Regions from separate parts of the Homo sapiens genome. Here region 2 is linked to region 1. Evidence: read pairs that join two places in POLR2A ChIA-PET (ENCODE). Cell type or tissue: IMR-90. All regions are shown on one strand. Each heading gives the region's core, and the rest is flanking DNA. Links, peaks and the distances in the headings are about the cores only.

The links. Peaks named below come from ENCODE experiments on the same cell type or tissue, not always from the same donor. Only the 100,000 strongest peaks of a DNase experiment are listed, where the experiment ranks them.
Region 2: POLR2A ChIA-PET joins it to region 1 with 10 read pairs; 11 of 35 experiments call an interaction of 5 or more read pairs at or near these places.

The regions. Positions count from the first base shown.
Region 1 is chr19:1,026,993-1,029,890 of GRCh38, forward strand. The region is part of intron 1 of CNN2 (calponin 2); the gene reads left to right. Among named protein-coding and RNA genes, the nearest start is that of CNN2, 1.8 kb to the left of the region's middle. RefSeq lists a silencer at 1,393-1,568. In IMR-90, for the core only: no CTCF peak of the experiment used is centred there; a DNase peak (open chromatin) is centred at 1,639; H3K4me3 peaks cover 2,071 bases; H3K27ac peaks cover 2,124 bases.
Region 2 is chr19:913,706-916,603 of GRCh38, forward strand. No RefSeq gene overlaps it. Among named protein-coding and RNA genes, the nearest start is that of R3HDM4, 1.9 kb to the left of the region's middle. In IMR-90, for the core only: no CTCF peak of the experiment used is centred there; no DNase peak of the experiment used is centred there; H3K4me3 peaks cover 248 bases; H3K27ac peaks cover 224 bases.

The sequences.
Region 1 (2,898 bases), core at 239-2,738:
CTTCGTCCCCTCGCCATGGCCCCAGGACCCCCACGTGTGAAGCCCCTGGCGCCCACTCAACCTTCGAGAAGGTCCGTTCAAGGTCCGACAACGCTCTGGGGGTCTGGGGGGGACCCCAGCAACCCCGTCATCTCCTGGCCACACTTCTGCTTTTGGGGCCTCTTAGCTTTGGGAGGGGAAGGGGCATGGCCGAGTGGTTTTTGAGAAGTGTTACCCCCCCACAAACAGGAATTTCCTGGCCTCTGGGACACCTTGGGGGTGTCTTGGGGGGAGGGGCGGTAGCCGCTTTGCACGGTCTTTGTCTCCCATCTGACTAATTTAAACGGATAACAAAGAGGTTCTCTGAAGGTGGCCCTGAGATATGTGGGGTTTTGCAGCCTCGAAAGAAGAGCTGGGGCCCGGCAGGGCGCGGGGGCTCACGCCCGTAATCCCAGCACTTTGGGGGGCGGAGCTGGGTGGATGGCTTGAGCCCAGCGAGTTCGAGACCAGTCTGGGCAACATGGCGAAACCCCATCTCTATAATTAAAAACAAGCCAGGGCTAGGGGAGACACTTTTTAAGAGAGCACTTGTGGTTCTAGCTCAGAGAGGACCAGACACTTCTGCAGGGTCACACAGCAGGGTCCTGGACAGGATTCCCAGGGAAAGTGGGGGGCGGGGGTTGTGATGCGAGACCCACGGACAGGACCGGGACCTGACCCTCCAGGACCTTCCAGCTGGAGGGGGGTGTCGTCCCCGCCCACCCCCTCCCCCGACGCCCACTGGGCACCTGGGAAGGTGTCCTTACAGCTGACTTCTGCAGGGGAAACTGCCTCTGCACGCTCTGAGGGCACCGGCCCTGCCAGCCCCAACAGCCACCTGCCCGGCGGCACTCCAGGGCCGGCAGACTGGAGGGAGAATTCCTGCTTCCCCGCTGTGAGCCCCTGCAAGCCTTCAGACCAGCTCTTGGCCAAAAAGGGAGGCTGAGGCTTGGGGTGGTCAAGGCCTGAGCCAGGGTCCCCAGCCCGGGGCTCACGACTCCTCCTTCAAGGGGCCATCTGCACCCTGCATTCATAGAGCCCCCCGTGCAGTGGGGTGGGCACCCTGCCGCACCCTGCATACAGCCGGCTAAGGGCACCGGTGTCCACAGGGACCCAGAGACGTCGTTCCAGCTGCCCAGGGCCACACAGCCCACAAGTGACAGGGCCAAGACCGGAACCCAGTACCTGCTGGGCCTGCGGAAGTGGGAGCGGGCACAGGAGGGTGGGGCGGCTTCCGGAGACGGGGTGGGGTGGGGTGGGGGCAGGTTGATACCTGCCCTGGCGGGGGTGAGGACAGAGGCTGGAAGAGCCGCTTAGCAGGCTCCCCGCGCAACCCTCAGTCTGTCCGTTTGGAGGGTGGGCGAGGCGTCGGCCAGCTTGCCAGGGTCACGGAAGGGTCGCCTCCCAATTAGAAACCAGCTTCCCCCTGGCTTCCCGCTCACACCCGCTTTACCGGCTGCTTGAAACAGCCAGAGACCCGCCCCCCGCCCCGCTTCCCCGTGGCTCAGTTGACTCCCGGCTGGACGGCACGGAGGCAGCTCGGATCCACAGTGTCTGCGGCCTTGCATCCCGGCTTGGGGGTCCGGACCCGCTGGGAACAGCTGGTTCAGATTTAGCCGGGGAGGCAGCGCGCATTCCTGGCAGTTTGTGGTGAACAGGAATGTGCTGGAAGGCCGGCGGCCGGGCAGCGGGGGGGCGGGGGTGGGGGAGGACGGCAGCGGCTGGGGGTGGGGCCAGGGGACCTGGGCCCCTGAGCCGGCAGAGACGCGGCGCAGCTGGGCAAGGCAGGGCTGTGTACCCAGCAGCCACCGTTCTCATTCCTCGGGATCAAAGTTGCCGGCGGGGCGGGGCTGCCCCCGGGCGTGGAAAGCCAAGCTGGGTGGGCTGTGAGCTGGTACTGGGGGGCCTCCCCGCCTTTGCCTCCTCTGGGCTACGAGCTGTTTCCAGGCAGGTGCCAGGTCAGGGGACCCTAACCCAAATAATCCCAGGCAGGTCCAGGTCAGGGGACCCTATCCCAAATAATCCCAGGCAGGTCCAGCTCAGGGGACCCTAACCCAAATCATCCCAGGCAGGTCCAGCTCAGGGGACCCTAACCCAAATCATCCCAGGCAGGTCCAGCTCAGGGGACCCTAACCCAAATCATCCCAGGCAGGTCCAGCTCAGGGGACCCTACCCAAATCATTCCAGGCAGATCTAGCTCAGGGGACCCTAACCCAAATCATCCCAGGCAGGTCCAGCTCAGGGGACCCTAACCCAAATCATCCCAGGCAGGTCCAGCTCAGGGGACCCTAACCCAAATCATCCCAGGCAGGTCCAGGTCAGGGGACCCTACCCAAATCATCCCAGGCAGGTCTAGCTCAGGGGACCCTAACCCAAATCATCCCAGGCAGGTCCAGCTCAGGGGACCCTAACCCAAATCATCCCAGGCAGGTCCAGCTCAGGGGACCCTAACCCAAATCATCCTAGGCAGGTCCAGCTCAGGGGACCCTAACCCAAATCATCCCAGGCAGGTCCAGCTCAGGGGACCCTAACCCAAATCATCCCAGGCAGGTCCAGGTCAGGGGACCCTAACCCAAATAATCCCAGGAAGAGATGAGGAAGCGGAGGCTGAGTGGGGAGCTGTCCGCGGGAACCTGGGGAGATGGGTGCAGAGCAGGGAGAGGGATTTGATTTTTTTTTTCCTTCTCTCTTTTCTTTCTTTTTTTTTTTAAGACAGAGGCTCACTCTGTTCCAGGCTGGAGTGAAGTGGCCCGATCTTGGCTCACTGCCTCCTCTGCCTCCTGGGTTCAAGCGATTCTCCTGCCTCAGCCTCCCAAGTAGCTGGGACTACAGGTGCCCACCACCACGCCCAGCTCATTTTTGTATTTTAGTACAGACGGG
Region 2 (2,898 bases), core at 10-2,509, 110 kb before region 1:
GGAGGGGACGTTCTTCTTGGAGGCAGAGGATGGCGGAAATTAAAACTGCCCGAGCCTTCCTTCCACCTGCCCCTCCCAGCCCTGGAGCCTCGGCTAGGCAACCCCTTCCCCTGCTTAGCCTCAGTTTACTCTTCTCTAAAATTAGGCCTGGTGGCCAACGTGGTGGCTCACGCCTGTAATCCCAGCACTTTGGGAAGCCAAGGCCAGTGGATCACTTGAGTCCAGGTGTCTGAGACTAGCTTGGGCAACATGATGAAAACCCATCTCTAAAATAAAAAGAAAGGGCCGGGCGCGGTGGCTCACACCTGTAATCCCAGCACTTTGGGAGGCCGAGGTGGGCGGATCACGAGGACAGGAGATCGAGACCATCCTGGCTAACACAGTGAAACCCCCTCTCTACTAAAAATACAAAAAATTAGCCGGGCGTGGTGGCGGGGGCCTGTAGTCCCAGCTACTCGGGAGGCTGAGGCAGGAGAATGGCGTGAACCCGGGAGGCGGAGCTTGCAGTGAGCCGAGATCGTGCCACTGCACTCCAGTCTGGGCGAGGAGCGAGACTCCATCTCAAAAAAATAAAATAAAATAAAATAAAGCAAGAGGGAGGCTGGGCACGGTGGCTCGCACCTGTAATACCAGCACTTTGAGAGGCCAAGGCCAGTGGATCACTTGAGGTCAGGAGTTTGAGACCAGCCTGGCCAACATGGCAAAACCCTATCTCTACTAAAACTACAAAAATTAGCCGGGCGTGGTGGTATGCACCCATAGTCCCAGCTACATGGGAGGCTGAGGCACAAGAATCGCTTGAACATGGGAGGCAAAAGTTGCAGGGAGCCGTCCACTTCACTCCAGCCTGGGCCACAGAGTAAGACTACTCTGTCTCAAAAAAAAAAAAAAAAAAAAAAAAAATAGCCAGGCACAGTGGCTCACGCCTGTAATCCCAGCACTCTGGGAGGCCGAGGCGGGTGGATCATGAGGTCAGGAGATTGTGACCATCCTGGCTAACACGGTGAAACCCCATCTCTACCAAAAATACAAAAAATTAGCCGGGCATGGTGGCAGGCGCCTGTAGTTCCTGCTACTCAGGAGGCTGAGGCAGGAGAATGGAGTGAACCCAGGAGGCAGAGCTTGCAGTGAGCCGAGATTGTGCCATTGCACTCCAGCCTGGGCGACAGAGCGAGATGCTGTCTCAAAAAAAAAAAGCAAGAAAGAAAGAAAAAGAAAGAAAGAGTAAGGAGGAAAAAGAAAAGGATGAGAAACTGTGGATGGACTCAAAAAAGCGTGCACTGTGAGATTCCTGTAGATAAATGTGCAAAGAGGTGAAAAAGGACAATGGAGAGATGTATCAGGAGTGACTGGCAGGGGAGCTGGGCATCGGGAATGAGTGGTTTCCCCATCCATCAGGCACAGGGTAAGGGTAGATGCTCAAAGAATGGACCTGAACATTTATTCGTGAGAGAGGGAGGCAACTCCAGAGAACTTCCTGGGCCTTCCTCCCATTCTGGGTTCCAGGGCTTCCCTTCAGGGGCCTGGGCCTGTCCTGTCTGTACCTTCTTCTTCTTCTTCTTCTTCTTTTTTTTTTTTGAGAGAGTCTCGCTCTGTCACCCAGCCTACAGTGATGCAATCTCAGGTCATTGCAACCTCCACCTCCTGGGCTCAAGTGATTCTCCTGCCTCAGCCTCCCAAGTAGCTGGGATTACAGGCACCCTCCACCAAGCCCGGGTAATTTCTGTATTTTTAGTAGAGACCAGGTTTCACCACGTTGGCCAGGCTGGTCTGGAACTCCTGACCTCAAGTGATCCACCTGCCTCGGCCTCCCAATGTGCTGGGATTACAGGCATGAGCCACTGTGCCCGGCCTATTCATTTTTTTTCCTCCCTTTTTTGTCTTTTTTTATGCAAATGGAAGCACCTTTTTCTTCGCTGTGTATTACTCCATGATGACCAAATGTCTTGGACTCTGTTGCAGGATGGACTTTGGGGGAACCTCCTGGATGTCATCCTGGGGTACACTTCCAGCTGTGGGATTATGGAGTCAAGGTTGTGCTGACCAGGCTGGGTGGCTCATGCTTGTCATCCCAGCACTTTGGGAGGCTGAGGCAGGAGGACTGCTTGAGCTCAGGAGTTCAAGACAAGCCTGGGCAACCTAGTGAGATCTTGTCTCTACAAAAAAATTTAAGGGGGGAGGGGGGAGGGATAGCCTTAGGAGATATACCTAATGCTAAATGACGAGTTAATGGGTGCAGCACACCAGCATGGCACATGTATACATATGTAACTAACCTGCACATTGTGCACATGTACCCTAAAACTTAAAGTATAATAATAATAAAATAAAATAATAAATAAAATTAAAAAAAAAACTTTATTTGCAAAAAAATAAAAAATAAAAAATTTAAAAATAAATTAGCTGGACCGGGAGCAGTGGCTCACGCCTGTAATCCCAGCACGTTGGGAGGCCGAGGAGGGTGGATCACCTGAGGTCAGGAGTTCGAGACCAGCCTGGCCAACGTGGTGAAACCTGGTCTCTACTAAAAATACAAAAATTACCCGGGCATGGTGGCAGGCACCTGTAATCCCAGCTACTCGGGAGGCTGAGGCAGGAGAATTGCTTGAACCCGGGAGGCGGAGGTTGCTTTGAGCCGAGATCATGCCACTGCACTCCAGCCTAGGCAACAGAGCGACACCCTGTCTCAATAATGATAATAAAAGGCCGGGCGCGGTGGCTGACGCCTCTAATCCACCACTTTGGGAGGCCGAGGAGGGTGGATCACGAGGTCAGGAGATCAAGACCATCCTGGCTAACACGGTGAAACCCTGACTCTACTAAAAGTACAAAAAATTAGCCGGGCGAGGTGGCGGGCGCCTGTAGTCCCAGCTACTAGGGAGGCTGAGGCAGGAGAAT